Linked DNA regions of Homo sapiens: regions 2, 3, 4 and 5 are each linked to region 1. The links are chromatin loops, found by intact Hi-C in ENCODE. Cell type or tissue: endothelial cell of umbilical vein. All regions are shown on one strand.

Region 1 (5,000 bases):
ATCCGACCCATAAATTCTCACTGACTATTGTATGTTTGTGTGAATGTGGAGTGAGGTGATAAAAATATGCTATCTCCTACAAGATAACTATCAACACTACAAGTTAAGAGATCATTATATTAATTCTAGATTTTCTTACCAATTTGGCTTAACTGTAGTTTCAAGAGACTTTCTTTAATTCCAAAGAGATGTACCAAATTTAGGGTATAATGGGTAACACAATCAAATAAAGAGGAGCGAGTCAAAACCTGTTAGGAGATTTTTCTGAGAACACACCACTCAAGGCAAGCACCTACTCTGTATGCCATTTGTGGATATAGTTGGCACCATCTTTATGTTTATTGGAAGGAATGTCAGTGATGTCAGTTTCATGTTTTGTAACTCAGTCTACAGTCTCGGGCTCTCTAAATAACACACAGAGGCATGACTGCTATGTATTTTAAACCAAATAAGACATTTAGAAAAATGTTTGCCAAAGAAAGTATCTCTTCTCCTCTTGGCAGGCCATTGATGACAACATGTCCCTTGATGAGATTGAGAAGCTCACATACATTGACAAGTGGTTTTTGTATAAGATGCGTGATATTTTAAACATGGAAAAGACACTGAAAGGCCTCAACAGGTAAGGCAGTGCTGCTCTCATTCATGCCAGACACCTTCAGTGCAATTTTTAAAGAGTCTTCTTCCTACTCTTAAGCATTTGGTCTACATTGTGATTCAATGAGGTAGATAGTGCCATTGTTGGAAAATAGTACCCGTAGCCAGAAGACAAATGGCAGGTTTTTTTTTTTTTAGATGTTTACCTTTAGAAATGTATCCATTAATCTTTTTAATCATCTTCTATTCCCACCCTTGTCATCAGACATAGTAATAAGGTCTTTTGAATGCACAAAATTGGTATACATTGATGAACGTGTATTATTTAATTATGAAGTATTATCTAGATTTAAATTTTATTAATCAATTAAATGAATATTTGTTTTCTATAAATTTTCCTCTACATTCTGAAGTCTGTTTTCCCCTTTTAATATCAATCTATACATTGCTGTATATTGAGGAGAAAATGCATTCCTTTTGCGCTCTACTGTTTTTAAATTGGGACATTCAGTTCAGCATACAATTAAGCCACATTCAGGTTTCTCTTAACAGACTCTTCACCTCTGACTAATTTACATTTTTATCTCCATCATGGCCAATTATTTTTAAACTTCATTTTATGTTGAGAATATTTTGATAATGTAGTCCTTAAAATCTACTTTTAAATTTTTCATGGGAAACTGCTGGGGCACCTTAGGCTGATGAAAGCATGGATCAGTTTTAAACATCTATCTTCAATAAGAGGAGCATTTATTAGCAGATTAAGAAAGACAATATAGTCCTCTTGAACTTCTTCCCTCTGAAAGCACTCTGAAATACACTACTATTGGAAAGACGTCTTACCTGCAAACTAGGGATGTGTTTAGAGAAGGAAAAATTTTGTTTGTATAAAAATTGTTCTCAAATGATTTGACAAAATGTAGATACTTTAATCACTTAAAATATCTTTGAGGACAGTGGAAAATCTCAAAACCTGGATTGCTCAACTATTTAGCAATTGCAACATATACTTGGGTTACTGTATTTGCCTGATCAATATGTGTACAAACTAGGTAATAAAACACTTGCTTTTCTTTTTGAGAAAAATTAGGTTCTTTTTCATCTATTTAATTATTGCCCATGTCAAATGCTTGGTTTTGAAAACTGAGGAATTCTATCTGACAAAGATGAAACCAGCTATAGTTGCTTGTAAATCATCCTTTCTAGTGATCACATAAAATGAACAGTAGACAGCAAATAATTTAGGAATTGAACCTATACATTTATCTTATAATTTTGCTGACTTAAGTTTCCCTTTCTTGGTTTATGATGCCAGCAGAACTTCTGTGTAAAATTATAGTCTGTTCTACTGTTCTCAGTTTCAGGCAACTGATTTCAAATGCCTATGAAACCACTCCAATTAAGCCACATGGGGGTGCTAGAAACTTATAGTATGCCAGTCACAGCAGTGGAAAAGACCTGGGGTGGAAAATAGCAGATGTTATTGTGATTTAAATTTCCACTTGACATACGTTCTGATTTTTGGACAAATTCAATGTTTTAATTGAATAGTTTTCGTTACAACCAGAAGGCAGGTTGAGATTCTAACTAAGCATAAATAAGGGTATATTGATAGTGAAAAAGGTCCTTGGAGGATTAAAACAACACACTGTTACAGATCATTTATAATATTTTTCTGACTTCCACATTCTGTTGCATTTATTTGCCGACAATTTGACATTTTCAATCTCCATTTTCTGGCATAAATATATTTGTAAATAGGGATATTTTCTATTGTTCATAATGATCTACATTTAAAACTCTTTATGTAAAGCTTTATATCATTTCAAAAATTTCAAAAACTTACACTTAAAATCATCTCTACTGTATAAATTTGTTTTTGATCCAGGGAGGTTGAAGTGTCTATTATATAGCAAAAGCTAAAGTAAACCTGAAGTGGAACTCACAGATGATCCACGGCGTTAGCAAACCTAAACCCTGAACTCATTATCTGAGTGTCACTTTATGGTTTAATTCCTTTCTTTTTGAAGTGTCATTGATGCACGCATAGCAATTTGATAATGATTGTTATTTAGCGGTATTAGATAAATAACAAGAATAGATGGCCACTAAAGCTACCTGTCTCCATCATTTTGTGGCACATAGGGGTCTGAAGTTGAAAGAATACGACAGCTGATGGAATGAATGTTAAGTATGTAAGGCCTTGAGTTTCCTTGCCCTATTTTAATTATACTCACCATTAGTCTGGGTCTGAGTCCTCTGCTTTTTCTCGGCCCCTCAATATCCAGGGAGGCTTAGTCATCAAGGTACGTACTGCTCCAACAGTAACAAGAGCTCCCTATTAATGACCTATAGCTGACTTACATATTGCGAGTTTGGAGAGAGGCTGAGAAGATTAGTTGTTCTTTTTCATTTGTATTTATTTATGGTTTACTTTGAAGATCTCAACTGCTTCTGTGTTAGAATGGCTGTCTTTAGCTGTAGGCCTAGGAGCTAGCGATTTATTTGGTGTGCGTTCAGAGAACTCCAAAATTCTCCTGCCTCAACATCTATCTCTGCTGCCAATGTACCGCACTCCCTTTGTACTTTTCATAGAGATCCTTGAGAAGACAGGCAGTGGGGCTCTCACTTGGGAAAAGAGAAGTAAATTAAGAGAAAAAATATAGAATGCTAGACGTGGGTTTTCTGGTTCCACCCTTGTGCATTGGAAGGAGCAGACTATGGAGCCAGAGATTGGTGCGCAGTCCTCCCCACTGTAGAATCAGACGTACATCACCTCTTTCATTTCTCCAGATTCATGTTCTTTCTCTTAATCTCTGCTTCTAGTTTTTTTGTGAAGCTTAATTTATATAAGTATAAATGACATCTGACATATTGTGAGGGCCCAAGAAAATTTTTCCTCTTTTCCCCTGAAAATAAAAATGCTACTTGTTGTAATAAAGGTTACTTTATGATTTTAGATATGTATTATATATTATGATTTTAGATATGTAGATATGATAGTTAAATATTTAAAGATTCATTTTCAGACTCACAATTTTTATTTGCTTTTATATTTTGCAATGTATCATTTCTTAATTTCCTTTATGATGCATCACTTATTTTAATATCAGACCTATTTTTTAAAGGAAGCAATTGATAGCTACGATGCAAATGCTATTCTTATTAAAAGATAAATAGCTTTCCCTTATGCTAATGAATAAAAATTCCTACTCTACAGTTGTTAATCAATCTCGAGTTCTAAAGTCCGATAAACACATTTAATAGCAGAGGATGAGCATATCATTAAATTGATGGTCAGTCTCTGACTTGTGTTTACATATAGTCATCTGAAATGAAGTTCAGAATTTGAGTCCCAAATAGACTATACCCACGCATGGACACAGGGAGGGGAACATCACACACCGGGGCCTGTTGGGGGGTGGGGGGCTAAGGGAGGGATAGCATTAGGAAAAATACCTAATGTAGATGACGGGTTGATGGGTGCAACAAATCACCATGGCACGTGTATACCTATGTAACAAGCCTGCATGTTCTGTACATGTATCCCAGAACTTAAAGTATAATATAAAAAAAGAAATATAAAAACAAGAACATAGTTTATGTTTGAAATGTAAACAATAAATGTGCTTATTTATGCAATAGCTTCAAACAATATATTTTAAGATAAAATACAATGGAAATTATTAAAAAAGATATACTCACATATTTAGTATATATAAATATTCACAGACTGAGATGGGGAAAACAAAACAATGATTGTAACTAGGTAGATATTATGGAAATAACTGATGAGTTTTCCATGCCTGTGAGATAGTAGAAATTATAATCAGAAACCCTTCTCTTTGAAGGGGAGAGATAAACATGTTTCATGTTCATGATTACGTATGAAGTCTCATCTTTCTGCAGGGTGATGAGACAAGAGGGATAGGTGTATTAGGCCATTCTTGCATTGCTATGAAGAAATATCTGAGACTGGGTAGTTTATGAAGAGGTTTAATTGGCTCACAGTTCTGTAAACTTCACAGGAAGTGTGGTGCTAGCATCTGCTTGGCTTCTAGGGAGGCCTCAGAAATCTTACAATCATGGCGGAAGGCAAAAGGAAAGCAGCCGTGTCCTATGGAAAAAGCAGGAGCCAGCCAGAGAGAGGGAGTCGGTGGGGGAGGTGCCACATACTTTCAGACAACCAGATTATGCAAGAATTCACTCACTATTGCCAGGAGAGCACCAGGGGGTTGGTGCTACATCATTCATGAGAAATCTGCTCCCATTATCCAGTCACCTCCCACCAGTCCCCATCTCCAACACTGGGGATTAAATATCAATCTGAGATTTGGGCAGGGACAAACATAAAAACTATATCAACAGGTATCAGAATAATCAACTCAGCATCCTAGCTTTGA
Region 2 (5,000 bases), 420 kb after region 1:
ATATTGATATACATTCATTTTAATAAACACTGTGACAGAAACATTATACATCATCAATATTGCTGATTGATTTAGAACCTTAATCCCATCCTAGTCAGCTGGTAATATCTACCACCAGAGGGCAGAGAGTGAATGCTAATGATGTAATGTGTGTTATCCCATCCAGGGTAATCCTATTCTAGTGGCATTCTCTAAGTAAATCTCAGAGTATTATCATTAAGAGGGTTCTCTTGTCACAGACACAACCACCACAATCTCATTTTCTCTCCTAAACTATTCGGCTCAGATCGCTTAATTTTTCCACCCATATCCTTTCAAGATAACAGAAATACTTCTGCATTAATCCTTGTCCTTAGTCTTTCAGTCAAGAACAGTGAAGATAAAAAATATGCACAAATAAAATACTATTTGTTGGTTCTGTATATAGGAAGAATGAAAGGGAATATTTTTGTAATTGCAGTATGCTCTATTGAATTTGGAGTATAGATTAATAGATTTTTCAGTAAATTTATTGTTATAACCAGTAAGCATTTTCATTCTATTTGGAGAAAAACTAATTTCACCCAAAATTTTTGAATCCAGGTTCCAATCAGTTCTAAACACGTTTGATGGCATGAAATTTCAATTTATTATATGACAAAACAAAAATATGTATATGCATCTTGTAAATGAGTTACATATATAAAAACTCCATCAATGACTCTTCCATTTTAAAATAGGAATTATGTGTCTTAGTGCTAAAAACTTAAATGAGTTTTCTCAAACTATTTTATTTATTATTGACTATGACCATCATATAGAATACCAGTGTAAATTGGATACTTCATAAATAGTGATTTACAGTTCATCGTATGCTGGAACTCAAGAACATTTTTCATAAGTTGGCTTTATTGTTTTCTGGACAAGGATTGTTCTTGCTTAGCATGACCTTGGTTCAGGTGATGAATTCTATTATAGAGCCAAAGAAGTTTATGTTTTTTTATCTCCTTTTCATCATTGTTTGGCTCTACGAAGATTAGATAATGCATGCTCTCTGGAAGATGTTGAATGCACATGAAATCATTATGTGAACACACTGCCAGTCTTAAAGCTGAAAATTATTTTGAATAGTGGATTTCAGAGCTGATCAACTTGGCTTGGTCTCCTTTTTCAACCTTAAAAGTTAGCATTTAGTGAATGAATATCACTAACTAATGTAAAGGTAAATGCCAACCAGATTGTGTTGTCTCTCAAGGATGGCCCATCTCATATATCCTCACATATAGAATACAAGTGCAGTGTTAGGGAAGAATTCAATTTTTCTGTGCTGCTATTTTACAGAATTTATTTTATTAGAGATCCAGTCCACTATTCTTCCTGCCAATTTTCCTATAAAGTCTGATGAGATCACCTAACTAAAAATTATTAGAAGCACTAAATTTGCTTTGAAAATAATAGTCACACAGAATTATTACTCTACTTAATCTTTGAATATAATGCTCTTATTCTTTTGTGTTCTAATAAACTTGGAAAATGATTATTCTTACAAGTTAACAAAATACTTAAAAGCTTACTAAGCATCTACAACATTCTAAGAACTATGTCAAGCCCTTCAGTTTTATTTTATTATTTGTCCTATGTTACTGATGGGGAAATTGAGAACTAGAAAAATACCTTTGCCTTCTGCCAGATCTTCTGATTGGAAGTGTTAAGTGCCCATGCCAGTTTCATTTTGTTAGATGAAGCAGATCTCATGGCCCAACCTGTCATCACTAGAATAGGAAGTCTTTCCAGAACCATCTCATCAGGGAGATGCAACAAATGTTTTGATATAAAAACATCTATGACCAATGCAATCATGTATCAGCAAATGCAATTAGAGATGATAGGAAAGGGCACACTATACTGCCTCCTGGTGGTTGTGAAACTTTCAGAGAGAAAGCTATGCATAAATTAAAAAGGACCTTTCAGGAAATGTAAACAGATAAAGACATGATACGAAAATGCCAGCTGTATTTGGGGAAGAATAAGCAGATCAGTTTGAGCGTAGACTTGTCTCTGAGGTAGTGATAGGAAATGTGGCGAAAAGTACATTTTGTGCCATGCTAAGAAGTTTTTACTCCATCCTTTAGGCAGTGTGTGTGTATGTGTGTGTGTCAGCAGGGGAGGTAAAAGAATCAGGAGTCTTAAAACTCCACAGCAATGAGAAGGTTTGAACTGGGTTCAAGATTGGCCAAGTGCAGTGGCAAATGCCTGTGATCCCAGCACTTTGGGAGGCTGAGGCAGTTGGATTATTTGAGATCAGGAGTTTGAGACCGGCCTGGTCAAAATGGTGAAACCCCATCCCCACTAAAAATACAAAATTAGCCAGGTAATTGGTAATTTTGGTAGCGGGCCTGTAATCCCAGCTATTCGGGAGGGTGAGGCAGGAGAATCGCTTGAACCTGGGAGACAAAGGTTGCAGTGAGCCGAGATGGTGCCACTGCACTTCATCCTGGGCAATGGCAAAACTCCATCTCAAAAAAAAAAAAAAAAAATCTGGCAGCAGTGGGTGGGGGTGAGGGAGGGCTTGGGGGTAAGGGTAGAAAGAGAAGGGAGTAGGCAACATCTACGGCAATCAATCCTCTTGGTGTCCATTGCACAGTCCAGGCAATGGCTTTACCAAGATGTGGAGGGTAGAGGGATAGACAATACTCAAGGGAGTTTTAGGCTCAAATAAGTACATGTTAATATGGTAATTCTTCCTTCAAATAGAAATACCTTAAATACAAACTGAAGTTTTGCAAAGCAAAATGAAGATGTTTTTTAAACAGTGTGCTTATTGAAAGTAACAACTTGGGCATAGTATTTTTCTTCTGACATGCATTACAAAAGGGACTCACACAGGTCGATTTTATAGGCAAAAGCTGGACAATGAAATACTGACTTGGCTTATATAAATAGTTTGAACTGAACTTAACCTTATGAGAAGAACAGGGGCAAAGATTATAGGTGATTGTAATTTTTGTAAGTAGTTAAAATGAAAAGATTTTTGAAGGCTTTTTCAAGTAAGGAAATTGTACAAGATAAAACAAGAAACAAAATCCCATTTCCTCAGAAATACGCTAACTATTATGCAATATCTAAAAGAAAAATATAAGCGTTGATGCTTTTCTCTCAAGTTGTCTTGTTTGTGGGTAATATTTTTCTTTTCCTGTGAAAATCTGGAAACCCAAGTTGTTTGTACTACTCACATACAAAAAACCTTCCACTTATATCTTTAAGGAGTAAATGTGTTTTATCCTTTCTTTTCTTGTCCCTGTGGTTTATTTCCAATATTCTTTATTTTTAAGAAATGCTTGAAGTGCTTCGTCTGGTACTTGATTTAGTTTCTGGTGAACTTGCATAGAGTATTATGATCTATTCAAGTGTATATTATCTATTCAATTCACACAATGGAATTGGAATAACTCAGTAGTCACTTGCATGCATATATTTAACTAGAAGTTCCAAATTTCCTATATTTAAATCTTAGGAGAATCATTTCGTATGATTAAAATACATTGTTTAAAAGCACCTTTTAAAATCTCAAAAATGACTCAGTTCCAAATTCTCTAACTTGTACCTTTCTATTTGAAGCTACATTTTTCTATTTAGGATCTCATGCTGTTTCCAAATCAATACAAGTTTCTGGCAAAAATACACTCTGCCATCAAAATAAGAAGTGTATGTTTTACTTTTTCTTTGTAAAATTTGGTATAATATCAGTAGCATGTTATAGAAGTGAGTAAGGTTTACTTGATGTGACTAGTTATTGAATTTGAAATGTTTACATTGGTATAAAATTTGAGTATTTGAAACCTTCGTTAAAAATTAAACAATTTTGACTCAAAGATACATTACTGAAAGCTCAAAATTTTGTTTATACCTTATTTATGTGTATTTTACTTATTGTAATAATAGAATGGTTTAGCTTATTTTTTCTGGAGACTAATACTGGGAGTCTATGGCCAAGTTTCTGATAAGAGAGATGATTTGGAAGATGTATAATCAACAGTGATATGAACGTGTGCTATCTGTTAGGGGTGTCATCTATGTCAGGCACTATAGGAGGCATGTGTGGTTTTCTTTTATTTAATACTCTCAACAGCCTGGCAAAGTAGACATTGTCATCCCCATTTTATTGATGTGTAAACTAAAATTGTAAAGGAGTCACAAATAATTTCAAGTTCACTCAGCTAGTAAATAACAGAACAAGGAATCAAACCCAGATATTACTCTTCAATATGAAAGGTAGTATGAAAAAACTACCTATTCTGTTCTACTATGGGTTGAAAGGAGGCATTAGAGGATCGGGCTAATACATACTGTGGAAATGGGGTGTCCATATAAAGCTGCAGTTTTCTTCAGAGAAGTTGCCCAGTACCCTTTTTCTGGGTGGATACTCTATATAAGGATAGTGAAGCTGGAAACTGAGGAAAGAGGCAACAGCAAAGGGGAATCTCTGATCAAATGCTTCCTTATTGAACATATAGTCCCACTTAGAAGAACTACCGTAGCCCAATCAAGACTTAAACTGCAAGGATTCCCTTACTAATATTTTGGCATATCTAGAAAATGTACCCACAAATGATGGGAACTAACAAGATTACAGTTTAAAACTGAGGAATAAGCCCTAGACTCTGGTAAAATGATGAATTAGATGATTTTTTTTAAAAGAGGCCCTTATAAGAGGCCCATGGTACTGGTACCAAAACAGATATATAGACCAATGGAACAGAACAGAGCCTCAGAAATAACACCACACATCTACAACCATCTGATCTTTGATAAACCTGACAAAAACAAGAAATGGGGAAAGAATTCCCTATTTAATAGGGAAAACCTAGGCAATACCATTCAGGACGTAGGCATGGGCAAAGACTTTATGACTAAAACACCAAAAGCAATGGCAACAAAATCCAATATAGACAAATGGGATCCAATTAAACTAAAGAGTTTCTGCATGGCAAAAGAAACTACCATCAGAATGAACAGGCACC
Region 3 (5,000 bases), 540 kb after region 1:
TTGTTTAGTAATCATTTAAAATTTAGTTTTGAATTACTATAAGAATTTGGGCTTATGTTATTAAAAGCTAAGTGATGGTATGATAATTTGATAATATCTGAATTAAAACTTAATTCTTATGCATATATCAAACGTGCTAACATAATTTATTTATAGTTCATAGTTCATTGATCGTTCATAGGTGAGAACAGGAAGAGTTTCCATCAAATACATAAAGAATTAACATGATTATTTAGGTAATTTAAGAAATGGGGCCGGGTGCCGTGGCTCACGCCTGTAATCCCAGCACTTTGGGAGGCAGAGGCCGGCAGATCACGAGGTCAGGAGATCGAGAGCATCCTGGCTATGGCTGACATGGTGAAACCCTGTCTCTACTAAAAATACAAAAAAAAAAAAAAAAAAAAAAAAAAAAAAAAAAAACCAGGCATGGTGGCAGGCGCCTGTAGTCCCAGCTACTCAAGAGGCTGAGGCAGGAGAATGGCGTGAACCCAGAAGGCGGAGCTTGCAGTGAGCCGAGATCGCGCCACTGCACTCCAGTCTGGTCAACAGAGCGAGACTCCGTCTCAAAAAACAAACAAAAAAAAGGAAACGAATCCTGATTATTTTTAACATCTCTGCCAGAAGACGGCCAGAAATTAAGAATTTGTTTGTTTCTTTCTGGCTTACTTCTACTAATTAATTCATCCTACAAACCCAATTTAGTAGTCAGAAAAGCAGGGCCTGCCCCCAAAGTGGAATATGTATTCTATTTTCACCTAGGATAATGTCCAATGTGTGATATTTGTATTCTTTAGAAATCCAGCAAAATAATATAGGCTAATGATATTTTACCCAAGAACTTTGTCTTCCTTTATCAAAATAAAGCACTTGAATCAATATTTATCTCAATATGTGATTCCATATCTCACTCAGTAATTTTGTATTGCTTTTTAAGTTTTCAGTTGAAATCATCACTAAAATGTAGCAATGATATAGTAATGATATCATGGGTTTCTTTTTCCATAGAAGCAATTGTTTTTAGTTGCTGATTATATCAAAATCTCATTTTTGAATGCCAGTAGCACTAATTAATAACATGGTAAACTTAATAAAAATTTAACTGCATTACTCAGTAGGAATAACTGAATCCATTATGCCTTTAGAAATAATATATTTAGGTAAGCAAGCATGCATTCGATTCCAGAGTTGGGTGAATTAGTTTTAATATGGATTGCTGCAATGTAACTCCTTTAGGAAGTTTCTGATCATTGTCTTACATATGATTACTAAGAAACATATAATAATTTCTTAACCTGAATAATGTAGTGTTTCTGTTTCTTCATAAATTTTGGGTTTGAAAGATATTAGTTATGAAACATTACAATAGATAGTGTGTAGCAGTTTAAAAATTATACCTTGATTACATGTGTGGGACACTATTTTGTTTGTTATATTTGCAATAAACATATGTCTGGAAGCACGCAAGGATGACTTCAAATAATCTCACCGCTCTCATGAACAACTGATTATTGTGGAAATACTTGTCCTTCTGAGTTTAGGCCACTGAGTATCTTTCTCTACATCCATGAGAAGTGTGTCCAGCACCACCTTTCATGCCCAACTAAAAGTCACAATGGATGATTTCAATATTTGTTCTAGACAAATTGCATTTAATCAATGTGTACTTCACTCTTTTCCTTCATTTCCTTTTTTGTGGAATCTGATGCCCAATATTATTAACCTAATTTATCAACTGGCTACTTTCTAGGCTTTGGGATCTGGCTCTGTTTCTTAACTTCTGTACTTATCTAAGCCCTGTATCATTGAGTCTTTGGAAATGATGCCCTTGTTTGGAATAACTTTAGGACCCAGAGATGACTCATCTGAACTGAGGTTTAAGAAAAACTGAAAATATAAAAGGACAATAATCTTGACCAGGACTACTAAAACAGAAATATTAACCTAGATACACATTGCTTAAGTTGTATCAAAATATTAAGAACAAATTGGTAGTTACTTCTAGAACTACACTCTAGTTATATGTATATATTTTAAAAACAGAGTACTATGTTTATATTTTATCATAGTTAATAAATTATATATAGTAACCATAGAGTATAAGCTTAATATTTTCACCTAAATTTTAGTTTTGCTTAAAGAGTCACTGGTTATAAAGGTCACATTTTGTTATTTCAAAGGAGAGTTACTAGAACAGGAAGTTACAACAAACATTTGCCTTGGTGATTCCATTTTCTTCATCAGAAAATACAAATTAAGTATATTTCTTAACTATCTTAAAAATAAAGATCCTGAATAAAAATTATATTGTGTATTGGGATGAGCAAAATGCAAAGGAGATTTAAACCCCTAAAGTTCCAACATGTGGAAAAGAGTACATTGTTACAGCTTCCTTTCAAAGACTTGGTAATTTCTAGTGAAGGTACCACACACTTCTAAGGCTAATACTGAAGCAGTACATTCTCTATCGCCCCCTGGCGGCAACTACTTTGATTGACAGTACCTCTGTCATGGAGGCTATTAAACCTTTCGGATGTCACTCCTATCATCCAAAAAGTCCACTTCTTGGTCCGTGTTCTCTTACATGTATATTTAGGAACATATATTCAAGGATGCTCATTGCAATAATTATAATGTCAGAAATCACCATTGAGGGCAATTTATAAACATCAGTAGACATAAGAAAAAAGAAAGATTTTGATGGGGGCAATTATGTTGCATACATTTTGATTGGAAACTGGAACATTAGTTATAAAGTTCTGCTATCAAGAACTACTAGAAATGAAGGATGCCTGGCTGGCCCGCTGCTTCAGGGAAGGCTTTACACATGGTGTTGTTACAATCTGATCTCCAGCCTTTAGGTATGGAACCTGAGGACCTCAAGCTGTCAGCCCTCTTAGATGTGATTTTGCTCAGAAGAACTGATTCTCAGTGGCTAATATCACAAAAGAAAGGGATAGATAAACAAGAATGCTGATTTATATACTCACAATGACAGAGACATCTAACTGGATAACTAGCACCTGCCATTTCCCCAGATTCTCCCTCCTTAAGCAAATCAACCTAAGGCAACCAAATAAGAGATTAGAAGGTTAGTCTGTGTGCACTGGGTTAGAACAAAGGGTCATATATTTAGAGATATTTCAATATATGACTCAGAACTAGTTGAGCTTACTTTTTCCTGCTTAAAAGATATTGTCACCCAAGTAATTGATAATAGTTTTTAAAGTTAGCCATCTTTTCCCTTTTCTGAACTAAAGAAATATTTTCGTATTGTATTTGTTTTTTAAAAACAACAAAATACAAAGCCATGCAGATAACTTCTCTCCTTCTCTTACTACTTAAAGTTACTGTATATTTATATACGTGATATATGTGAAATTATTCAGCTTTTTCTTTAGCACGGGGTGGGGGGATACCGTTGGCTTCAGGATATACTCTCAACAATTTGACTATGCTTTGGAGTGCTCTGTAGGCCCATTCAAGCTTCATTTAAAAACTTATATTCCCAGCCATAATAGACTTTGACAAGACAAAAACACCTGTTCTGACTTTCAAAAAATATGCCATTCAGGGAAAAGAAGAGTAAGCACGCAACATTTCTAATTTCCAATCGTAATTGAGATAGGCATTAATATACAATGGTATAGTAAAATCAAAGAGAAGAAAGCAAAACTCCAAAATAGCTGATCTTTGGAAAAAGATTTCTGGAGAATAAAGAATTTGAATTGATCTGAAGAAAGAGTAGGAATAAGTTCTTTGACTGCCAAAAGAAATGTACAGTTAAGATAATGTACAAGCGTACACCTTCCTGATTTATGAGAAACTCTGGTTTTCTTGATTAGAACTTAGAAACAGCCTACTCTTGGTAGCCTCTCAATTCTAAACCTTTTAAGCAAACCCCGTTTGTTGAGATGATGAATGCCGTCTTTCATATTCACTAATTTTAATATCAGAGAAGAATTTTTTTCAGCTTCATGGAACAATTTTGAAGATTTACCTGATTTGGAGTTTTAGTCTATAGTGGAATCATCATAACTAGAACAGCCCATATCTGAATCTCACTGGTTAATTGGGGATTTGATATAATTTGAATTCTTAGTTTATTGCCCTATCAAAGCAAATCCTGTATAGTTGGTAACATTGGCCTTCAGGCTATGAAAACTAGAAAAAACCATCATTGATTTATTCAGTGTTGAGTGTGCATATTTGAAATTTTAATAAAAGTGCCACGTTTCTACTGTTTCAAAATCCTTCATTACTAGGGTCAGGGTATTACTAATTTTATGCTTTCTAACATTTTAATGTTGAGCCATGCACAGTATCTCCCTTTCCTTTATTTTCAGTTGCCAACTGCATCAACAAAGACTACTTTTATCATTAGCCTTTTCCCCAAAGTGATTGAATGCAGCTTCTAGAAAAAGCATAAATCCTCGTGATGAAAAGACGTCGTGCAACTGAGCCTATACCATTCTGCCATATTCTAAATAATACTAATATCAGAAATTGGTGATAATAAGAATTATAGTCCTTTAGCAAGAAGGGCCTCCCTAAACCAAATATTGCATTGGCCAGGTCACAAAAAAATGGGAAGTGGTGTAACAGATTCAGGTCAGCATTCTGTGAAAAGTGCTTGCCACCAACGTTTTGCATAAAATTTTTAGAAAACTTGGTGTCACAATAACAGTTTGACTTAAGGACTGTTTCTGTGCCATCGTTTATAACGTATAACTCGTATATGACCTTTTGAAAACATTTTTATTTTTGTCACCAATATATTGTAAGTATAATCCAAAGACTTTAAATAATCTTCAGATATATACTTCATAGCATTACATTGTATAAAACACTATAATTTATTTAATAACTCTATTTATATATGTATTTAGATTATTTTCCAGTTAGACTATTACAATAATTAAAACTACAAATCCACAGCTTTAAATAAATTCTTGATTGTTTCTCCAAGAAAAAAAAAAACTTAGAAGCTGAGTTATTAGATT
Region 4 (5,000 bases), 480 kb after region 1:
AACTTGGGCATAATCATAAGTTTCCTTTTTATCAATCTGGGGAGGCGTTCGCTCCTACTCTTCTTTCCTTTTTCTTTCCTATTTTTTTTTTTTTTACCCTTGTATTTTATGTGAGACAATAAGGTTTGCCTTTTAAGTTGAAACTTAGGGAAAAACAAAACAAAGCTTGTTCTCTTTCCTGTTAGGTGTTGATAAGGAACACTACAGATACCAGGAAACTGACTTGAATTTTTGGCAGAGGATAGTATTTGTAGCTATTGCCAACTTGACGCTTATACCTATGTGGGAAGTGTGATGATGCTTTTTCTTTCCCTAGATATTGCAGAGGACTTGGAGTGCCATTATACAGCTCTCTCTCATCTCTTTATTATCTGAACAGGAAAATCATTTCATTGAATTGTGGTCACACACCTGGCAAAATTTATTTTTTCTAGATTACTGGCAGTGAAATGTAACATGAAAAGCAGAGAAGGACAATAGTATAGACAAGACATTCTTTCGCCTGTCAGGATGTGATCCCATCTGGACTACGGTATATTGATTGCAAAAATAACCCAAATTCTTCCCTGTATCCATGCCTTTTGTAAGGTATTTGCAACATCTCCCAACAAGGAGGGTATTTCCTCATCCTATAATCTGAGCTGGTTTAGTGACTTGATTTGGTTTAAAGAATGTGACGGAAATGCTGGTGTGCCAGTTCTGATCAGAGCCCTCTGAAGTTTCTATGTACTACCACTCTCCCTCAGATCCCCACCTCAACAAAGAAAATAAGCCCTGCTGGAGTACTAGAGGATGAGAAGCCGTGAGGAGCAGAGCCCAGAGAGCTGAGATCCTCCTTGACCAGCCAACCCTGAGCCAATCCACCAGCTGACCCAGATGTCTAAGCCTGGCCAGCCAAGATCAGTTGAGTTTTGCTTAAATCAGCAGAACCTCCTAGCCCATGTGTGGACCCATAAGCCAAAATTAACATTTATTGTTGTATGCCATCAAGGTTTTGTGATTGTCACGCCAGAGTATTTTTTGTAATTGGAAGTATCTCTTTCCAATGAACCAATGGGCACTGATATATGGCAGTAGGTTGAGGCATCTACTTTCCCTGAGTTTAATTCAAAGACTTCTAGAAGTTCCCAAGCTGTTATTTATATTCGTTTCATGTTTCTTGCAACTAGTTTTCCAACTTCTTTTCCTCCCAGTTTGCCACAGAAAAAGAATGATTAAAGAGTCAAGTCTGTATTTGGAATTCTCAGCTTCTTTTAAAATGTATCTTCCCATGAAGGTTCCCCAGCACACGTGCCTCCTCCTTGCAGTCTCTTGTTAACCTGTTCAAAGGACCCACTTCAGTCACTTGTAGGAATAAATGAATGAAAATGCATACAATATTATGGAAATAGTTGAATTTTAATAGAGCCCAAAGTCTTACATTGTTTTTGCTTCAGTTGTAATCTTAGGCCACTTACAGCAGAATCATCTGGGGGAGATGAGTAAAATGCATATTCTTAGGTCCCACCCTGACTTACTACATCAGAAACAGAATTGGAGCAGAGGTTGATATAGTTAGGTTTGGCAGCAATTTTTGTTTGCTTGTTTCTTTTTTGTTTAGTATGGTTTTCCACTTGTGAAATTATACAACAGACTCAGATCAACAGTCAGCTCCTCCATTTAATTGAATGGGAAACTTTCTTTGCAGTCAGGCATCAAGAAAAACCTCCATGTATTTCAAATATACAGGTTTATATTTGAATGTAAAATTAGAAGAAATAAAGAATTATGCCATGACTGGAAGCACCCAGGGAACAAAAATTAGGAAGGCTATTACCAGCAACCCTATCCTGCAGCACCTAAGCAGCTAGTTCTTAAGAAATTAACCTGAAATTTGCTTCAAACGTTACCTCTGACACCAGCACACATATCTGTCCAAATCTGTTTCTGTGAATTAATGGTCTATCCTTGTCTTTCACTTTCTAGATTTCATGCAAGTGTCTCTCATTAGCTGACTCTAACTTGAAACCAGGTGGAGAAGGGGAATCTGGAAAATGTAGTTCCCAGCTTCTTCCTTGATATGCAGAAATATCTAAGAAGAAGCTGGCAATCAGGACAAATTGACAACAGAGAATCCAGCATATATCGAATCCCTGAAGTGGTGACACTGAAACTGGGATCCAACAGTTTTAAAGAATAAAATCTCCACTTTTAGGTAGGAAGCTAGAAGAAGTATAAGTGTTATCTAAATATTGTTATATTTACAGATAATTTTGGAGAATTTAAACTAAGAAAAGATGGAGATAGGATTTCCTGTCATACTCTATAGGTATCAACAATTCGGTCTTCACAGTTTTATACTCATTGTACATAATGAAATTAATACTTTTTGTAAAATATCAAAAATAAGAATAAAACTATACACTAGAAATAGCAAATATCAAAAGTGACCAGGTGTGACTGCTAATGCCCTCTATTGGTGATAGGCAGGTTGCACAGGTTTTAATTCTGCCACTTATTTGTGAACATTGGTAAGTTCAAAGTTCATGAGCAAAGGACAATCTGTATGTGTGTGTGTGTGTGTGTGTGTGTGTGTGTGTATATATATATGAATTTCCATCTTGAGCAAAAATAAATGTCAAATGTGTGGCAGGGAATGAAAGCAGCTTATGTTTATTTTGTTTACATAATTTTATTGAATGCTTACAACAAGCCTGTAAAGTGAATATTGTTTCCATTCTGTACATTTTGGAGCTAAGGGTCAGAGAGAATAGTTACCTCCAAGTCACATATTTTATAAAAGGCAGAGCCAGAATTTAAACCTATAGCTTCTGACTCCAAGCTGCGTGCTCTTCCCACGTCATCTCTCTGCTTCCATAAATACAATTTTTCAGTATACAAAGTCCCTGTTTTGCAGAGAGGAGAACATAGCATTCTTTTCTCTTTTGCTCTTGTCCTTTCAACCTCCGCTGCTGACTCTCATGATGGAAGGGAGGAAGAACATTTGTCTTCTTTTTTTCAGTCCTCCTAGCATCTATTCCTCCTTCTTATGAGCATATCCATTTCTTTCCAGAAGATTTCCACTCTCTTTCTGTGTGCGGTCTTAGTGAAATGTTGAAACCAGGGTTTGCCTCCTACTACTGAAGCTGAAGTGGCAGAATACTTCAGTCCACCACCCTAGTACAGCTAAGGAGTGAACAGGTGACTCAAGATTGGCCAGTCAAATGCGTTCCTCTAGAGCTTTGAAATTTGAGCAAAGGATGGAAATCAAATTTGAAGACCATGTGATTCAATGGCAGACTGTTTGGTATAAAAATCACTATTGTAGATCCTGTTTCGTTGCTGGTTTAGTTTGTCAATTTTCAAATAACAACAACCTTCCTTTAGATTACGTGATTGTCAACTGCTACTACTCTTACCTTTCTTTTCAAAGTTGGCTAGATTAAGTTTCTATCACAATTAAGAATCCAAATTAATATAATTATCTCTAATCATTAATACATTCACCTGCTTTAATCCATTTAAAATATGTAAATGTGGGTATTAAAAATAAATCCAAGATCTGGAAAAAATAACTTTGTATTAGATAATTTTATTGAATTTAATGTACAGTATGTACATAAAGCAGAAATGCTTTTAGTTTCTTGCGGCAGAGAAAATTCCGTTGCTTTTTAAAATCTTGGAATAAAATAGAAAAAATGGGAACAAAAAAGATAGCATAGAGGTGGGAATTGTTACTATACAAAATTGATGCTGTAAATATGTAAATAATGTACCTCAACTAAGAACTTTCTGGAAGTCTGTGCAATAAGAAAACATGGTCAGTTGCATACATATGAGGATTCTCAAGATAAAAATGACTTACAATTACTCCTGTACTGAGTCTACAGAAAAAAAATATAGTTCTTGTGCTCTCATGTTGTAACTGTACAAAATGCAGCAAATAGTATCTGGAAAGGCACCGCTAGAGGAAATACTACAGCTTGGTTCACTGGCTGTTTTTAATAATATTCCTCAATGTAAGTTAATAGCATTATGCCAAAGTAACATTCACTGAAAGCAATTCTGATGGGGACAAAAATGATATGACCTCAGTATGTAATCCTCTGGGTCTTGTGTTTTATTCATGGAGAGATTTTAAATACGGCACATCTCGGGGTTTTTACACTGTATTGTGCTTTGCAGAAATTGTAGTTTTTTTCACAGATCAAAGTTTTGTGGCAACCCTTTGTTAATCAAGTCTATCAGCACCATTTTTCCAATAATATGCCCAATTTGTATATCTGTGTCATATTTTAGTAATCTTTGCAATATTTCAAGCTCTTTTGTGATCATTATACCTGTTATGGTTATCTGTGACCAGTGATCTTTGAAATTACTATTGTAATTGTTTTGGGATGCCATGAACCATGCCCACACAGCTAACTTAATAAATGGTGTAGGTGTTGTGATTGCTCCGTCAACCAGCCATTTCTTCATGTCTCTTCCTCTTCTTGGGCCTCCCTAATCCCTGAGACACAACAATATTGAAATTAGGCCAATTAATGAGCCTACTGACCTCTAAGTGTTCAAGGAAAAAAAAAAAGTAACTTGTATCTCATTTTAAATCAAAAGCTAGAAATAATTAGTCTTGTGAGGAAGACATGTTGAAAGCCAAGATAGGCTGAAAGCTAGCCTGCTTGTGCCAAATAGCCAAATTGTGAATCCAAAGGAAAAGCTCTTGAAGAAAATTAAAAGTATTACTCCAGTGAACACATGAATGATAAGAAAACAAAACAGCCTTTTTGCTGATGTGGAGATAGTTTTAGTGGTCTGGATAAAAGATCAAACCAGCCACAACATTTACGTAAGCCAAAACCTAATCCACAGCAAGACTCTTCAATTCTATGAAAGATGAGATAAGTGAAGAAGCTACAGAAGAAAAGTTTGCAGCTGGCAGAGCTTGGTTCAGGGTTTAAGGAAAGATGTCTCCATAACATAAAAGGGCAAGGAGAAGCTACAAGAGCTGGTATAGAAGCTGA
Region 5 (5,000 bases), 1.9 Mb after region 1:
TATAAGTGAGCTTCATAATCTCATTTCAATTCACACATCCTCAGGGCAGCTAATTTTTCTTATGCCAGCTGCCTTGTGTTTTTGTTTTAAGTCTCTAACACTAAAAGCTATCTTGTTTTTTTTCTTAAACCTCAGCCTTCTAGGGAGCCAGTTCCTTTTACAAAAGAAATTGAAAATCCAGTCTCAGTCACCCACCCTTTATTTCCCTGAGCTTTTCAAATATGATGGACAAGTTCATCTTTTATATACTTTATTTTTACTACATATTCATTTAGCCTTTTACTAATAGGAACATGCTTCAACTTCAGAGAAGAGAGAGAATGCTGGATGTTCCTTTAGAGCCTCAGAAAATTGAAGGTATTTTCAGCAGTGTGTATATGTCTGTAATAGCAAGAGGCAGACATTACCGTAGTTCACAATACTTCTCACTATAAACATTTATAGAAGTAAATAATTTGCCATCAGAATGCCAGACATTCCAGAGTATGCCAATGTTATATAGTTAAATACATTTTATTGATCAAATCAACTGAAGGTAATTTTAAATTATATGTTTTGATCTCTCGTGGCTATAATCAGAAGGTCAACGTGAAAAGAAAAATAGAGCCATGGTGGAAGGGCAGCAACAACTTCTGTATGTTTTATCACCAGCATATGGTACTTATTCCTGCTCCTGCAATAATTTAAGCACTTTGTCATTTCTACTTTCAGTTTATTTTAAGCAGCATTAATACATAAAGATCTATGCAAGTATTTTTACTGGAAGTTTCCCATATGGAGATACTAAAGAATTGAACTTAGAGTAACTATTGCTGTATTCAAGGTCAGTCTAACAACCATCACAAGAAAAGTAAAACCTACATTTTATCTAAGGGAAGAAACCAAGAGAATATTAACCTCATTGGTGGACAATATGGCATTTACCAAACACATAATCAAAAGCAATTAGTTTAAATTAACTACACATTGTTTTCAGGTATGTTGTTTACCAGATAATTCCCGTGGCCTAAATAAATCTTATTCTAAATTTTCATGATCAAAAGAAATCTAAAATCAACTATAAAATAATTGCGCTTTCTTTTGCAAATGCTCAAGTGCTATGAAAATATAATAATAATATAGGTAAAGGAAGTGCAACACCAACAAATCTCATGTCAATCGCTGTGATAAGACTTGAATCAGAAATGCAGGAAAGGTATATTTTCATTCTTTTACCTACCATAAGAAATATTTTTGCAACTTCATATGTTAAGCTGATCAGCTAAGACACAATTATATGTAGCAGAACACATCAGGAAAATAAAATAAAAGTGCTTATATAATTTACCAAATGATGTTTTTGCTTAGATGAGTGCATAATTATTAAGGCTAAGAGCCAAGTATTATATTTATTAATTGTTCACACAGCAGAATTTGTAGTCATTTCTTCTTGTTTATACTTTATAAAAATCAACCTATATTTCCTACAGTATTATTTTAAATTAATGAAAATAGTCTGTGTAATAAAATTAGTTCACAAATATTACTGTTCTTTGATGAGTGATAATTTACATTAATGTTTACAAAGTCCTTTATACAAATTTATTATACAATTTACAATAAGTAAATTCAATATCTGTAGGTTTGTATGAGGAAAATAGGTCTTGAAATATTTTTTAGAGACACAGATTAAAAACAATACAGATTTTAAATTAAACTTATAGTGTGGCACAGAGTCAAGAATAACTCCTTCATTGGGTATTCTTCATTTGTATTTCTGTGTAGCTGTTCTACTAACAGTGATTAAAAACAAACAGTTAATAAATCTTTTTCTGAAGCTGGCTTTTGAAATGATATACAATCACATTTTCTTTTGTCTTAAAAGTCTCTATTTTTTGTCTTTCATTTCCAAACTGGAGAAAGCTCTTCCTTCTTCCCAGCCCCCAACATCTAGCGTGAAAGCTCTGGGCTTGCCAAAGCTAATTCCTTTCCAAGAAAGGGTAGCACTGCCCCCTAGTGGACATACAATATACCAAAATAATTGCACAAAAGGGAGAAATAACCATAAAATTTTAAATAGAACAATTCAATAGCAAGAATTTGAATGTATTGTTGTGTCTGTTTTTTATGTTTATCTTTTTTCTTTTTTTTATTTTTGAGACAGAGTCTCACTCTGTCACACAGGTTGGAGTGTGGTGGCATGATCTCGACTCACAGCAACCTTCTGGTTTCAAGCAATTCTCCTGCCTCAGCCTCCCGAGAAGCTGGGATTACAGGCATGCGCCACTACCTCTGGCTAATTTTTTTTTTTTTTTTTTTTTGTATTTTTAGTAGAGACGGGGTTTCACCATGTTGGCCAGGCTGGTCCTGAACTCCTGGTCTCAAGTGATCCACCCACCTCAGCCTCTCAAAGGGTTGGGATTACAGGCCTGAGCCATCACACCCAACCCATGTGTCTGTTTTTAGATTTGTGCCTGTATACCATCCATTTTTCAAATAGTAATGGTCTGCATATGATGTTGGCAGTCAGCCATGATTTGTTAAAGCAAATGAAATCGAAGGGACAATGAAATTGTTTCAACTTCAGTAGAAACATAAAATACTATGTTGCTGTTGCCACTGAAGTGAGCACCAGAAGTCATTCGGATTCCCAAGGCCCACAGTTTTGTGATAACCATTTAAACCTAAACTCAAATATCCAGTCCTATACCCCCCACTACATCATGTGTCCTTGTAAGTTCTTACAGTATCATTCCTTTTCCTTCACAGTATTTGTCACAGTTTGCAATTCTATGGTGTGATAATTTGCTTAATATCTGTTTTACCCACTAACCATGTGAAGGCAGAAACTACCTCTTATGTTCACTATGATATCCTGACCACTTAGCACTGTACTTGGCACAAGAGAGGGACACTGGATATATCTGATGAATTAATAAATATGCCAGGAAATTTACTGAGAATAAAAGTGGAGTTGAGGTATACTCTAAAAGTTTAATGGTTTCATGCTAATTTCCACTTAATAAGGTGCTCCTGTAGCCATGCCACTAACAACGAAACACAAAAATAAAATCAACACACTGGCAGTTCTGTCTTTATCTACCCTTCCAGTTTTCAGCTTTCACAATCTGCTTCTCCTTGTTGGTTTTAATATCCTTTTTCTTCAACATGGCATTATGATTTAGCAATGGATCCTTTACCAGAAAGAAATGAGTATCCGGCTTATAGTCTTAGTAGTGCTATCATCGCCAGCCCATACCCTGACATCTGCACAGAGGGCCCCATATCATTACCCACCTAACTCCCTTTATGGCATCATCTCTTGTGTGAAAGGACACTCCATACCTCGATTTCCTTATAAACTTCCTGGTCTTCCATTACTTTGTCTCCTACTCCTAACGACAAATTAATTGCATTTAATGATTTAGTGGGAGATTATATATTTCCCTTAAATTAAATAATTTAATTTTAACTAGATCCTTCAGGGGATAATCACTTAAACCCTGACAGTAATTGACATGACTTTACAGAAATAGATAATATTGAGCAGGTGAGATTGTTCATCTTTGAAATCACATGTGCTCAATTTTAATTGTATGGCTGGGTCCCAAGCAACCAACAAAATCATTGTTTAACCCCAGCTAATTAGCAGTATATATTTTTTTCTCTTTTTAAAACTGGATTATTAACATGATGACTAGTGAAGTTTGTTGTGACAAGAAAGTACTACTATCACGGCTTTTCTTTGGTGATAAAAGACTTGAATACATACTTATCTATAATCTCCTTAATTGTAGCTGTTTCCCTTAAAATAAAAGATGTAGAGGGTAAACACTATGTCTTTGATAGCCTAGATGATAGATACATATATTTTTGATAATGAGATAATTAGACTTACCTGCTTATCACCAGAAGGCAGACCTAGGATCGAAGGAGAAAACAAAGGAAAGCAAATCTATGTTCAATATAATAAAATTTCTAAAACATGTTGATGTTGAAAAGACATTGATTTGTTTATGAGGTTTGATACTCCTGCAGTGTAAGTTGTTTAATTAGATATCAGATGGTCATTTCACAGGAATAAATATTGTAGAACTTATTCCTGGATTTAGTAGATTTTATGAATAGAGCCCATCGAGCTCTATTAAGGGGCTCAGACAAGTTCATCCAGACTTAGTCTCTTTCCACTTCTTGGTTCTGCTATCAAAAGTGTACATTTTATTCAGGTAAACTCTCTTAAACTTAGGTTGGCAAGATAGGTACCAACAGTATAAGTTTAACATCCAAACTTAACAGCCATTCCAGTTGAGATAGAGCTTTATTTTCCCAGCAACAGTTCGGAAATGGATCTTCATGTCTTGGTATATATAGTGACCAGAATGAATTATATGGCAAGGAAAAATATTTTGATTAACCATTCGGACCAAGAGATTACAGAAATCAGTCCCACCCAAATCACAAGGACTGAGAGTGAGGAGCAGGAAAGTTCCCCAAAAACCAGAGTATTATTAGCAAAGGGAAAAATGGAGGTTGGGCAGTCAAAAACAAAAGAATGGTTTATAGTGGGACTTTGATTTCTAAATCAAAGTAAAGATACTTTGATTTCTAAAGTATCTTTCAAGTCAAAGATTCTATGATTTACAAATTTCTTTTATTTTCTAAATGTAATTGAGATTAATACTCTCTGAGGACTTCAGATTATTTTTATTTTTGAAAAAGAATGTTTTTTTAAACCACATTTTCATTGATTTGGGATTTCTTAAAACACTCAATATCAATAAGAATGAGAATATACGTGCATCATCTTTATGAAAGAGGTCCTCTAGGTAACATTATTCCTCACATCTGAATACGCCATATTGCACTACATCTTTTGCATCTAGTAAAAATCATTTATGATATTTCTTCAAATTAGTATTTGTGTTTCTTTCATAGAAAGTCATGAATATGGTAAGAAAGAAGATGATAATATTTGGGAATTCTATTGTCCAAATAAAATCTCACTACTATTGATGACTTAA

The links. Hi-C counts contacts between places; a loop is a spot of excess contacts. Peaks named below come from ENCODE experiments on the same cell type or tissue, not always from the same donor. Only the 100,000 strongest peaks of a DNase experiment are listed, where the experiment ranks them.
Region 2: it touches region 1 in a loop (19-fold over the local background); 30 of 110 quality-filtered maps call a loop at or near these places.
Region 3: it touches region 1 in a loop (11-fold over the local background); 33 of 110 quality-filtered maps call a loop at or near these places.
Region 4: a loop joins it to region 1, with 4 times the contacts of the local background. A loop is called at or near these places in 6 of 110 quality-filtered maps.
Region 5: a loop joins it to region 1, with 11 times the contacts of the local background. A loop is called at or near these places in 8 of 110 quality-filtered maps.

What each region holds. Positions count from the first base shown.
Region 1 is chr2:210,615,920-210,620,919 of GRCh38, forward strand. CPS1 (carbamoyl-phosphate synthase 1) reads left to right here. Exons shown (of 38, transcript NM_001875.5): 21 at 504-622. It overlaps CPS1-IT1 (CPS1 intronic transcript 1), which reads left to right and starts at 1,652. Exons shown (of 1, transcript NR_002763.2): 1 at 1,652-3,957. In endothelial cell of umbilical vein, a CTCF peak has its summit at 2,011 (motif pointing right); no DNase peak of the experiment used is centred here.
Region 2 is chr2:211,033,849-211,038,848 of GRCh38, forward strand. All of the region lies in intron 2 of LOC107985978 (a long non-coding RNA gene), which reads left to right. Among named protein-coding and RNA genes, the nearest start is that of CPS1-IT1, 420 kb to the left of the region's middle. In endothelial cell of umbilical vein, a CTCF peak has its summit at 1,899 (motif pointing left); a DNase peak (open chromatin) is centred at 1,883.
Region 3 is chr2:211,155,574-211,160,573 of GRCh38, forward strand. No RefSeq gene overlaps it. Among named protein-coding and RNA genes, the nearest start is that of CPS1-IT1, 540 kb to the left of the region's middle. In endothelial cell of umbilical vein, a CTCF peak has its summit at 2,484 (motif pointing left); a DNase peak (open chromatin) is centred at 2,468.
Region 4 is chr2:211,091,443-211,096,442 of GRCh38, forward strand. All of the region lies in intron 3 of LOC107985978 (a long non-coding RNA gene), which reads left to right. Among named protein-coding and RNA genes, the nearest start is that of CPS1-IT1, 480 kb to the left of the region's middle. In endothelial cell of umbilical vein, a CTCF peak has its summit at 2,459 (motif pointing left); no DNase peak of the experiment used is centred here.
Region 5 is chr2:212,565,814-212,570,813 of GRCh38, forward strand. No RefSeq gene overlaps it. Among named protein-coding and RNA genes, the nearest start is that of ERBB4, 30 kb to the left of the region's middle. In endothelial cell of umbilical vein, a CTCF peak has its summit at 2,017 (motif pointing left); a DNase peak (open chromatin) is centred at 1,958.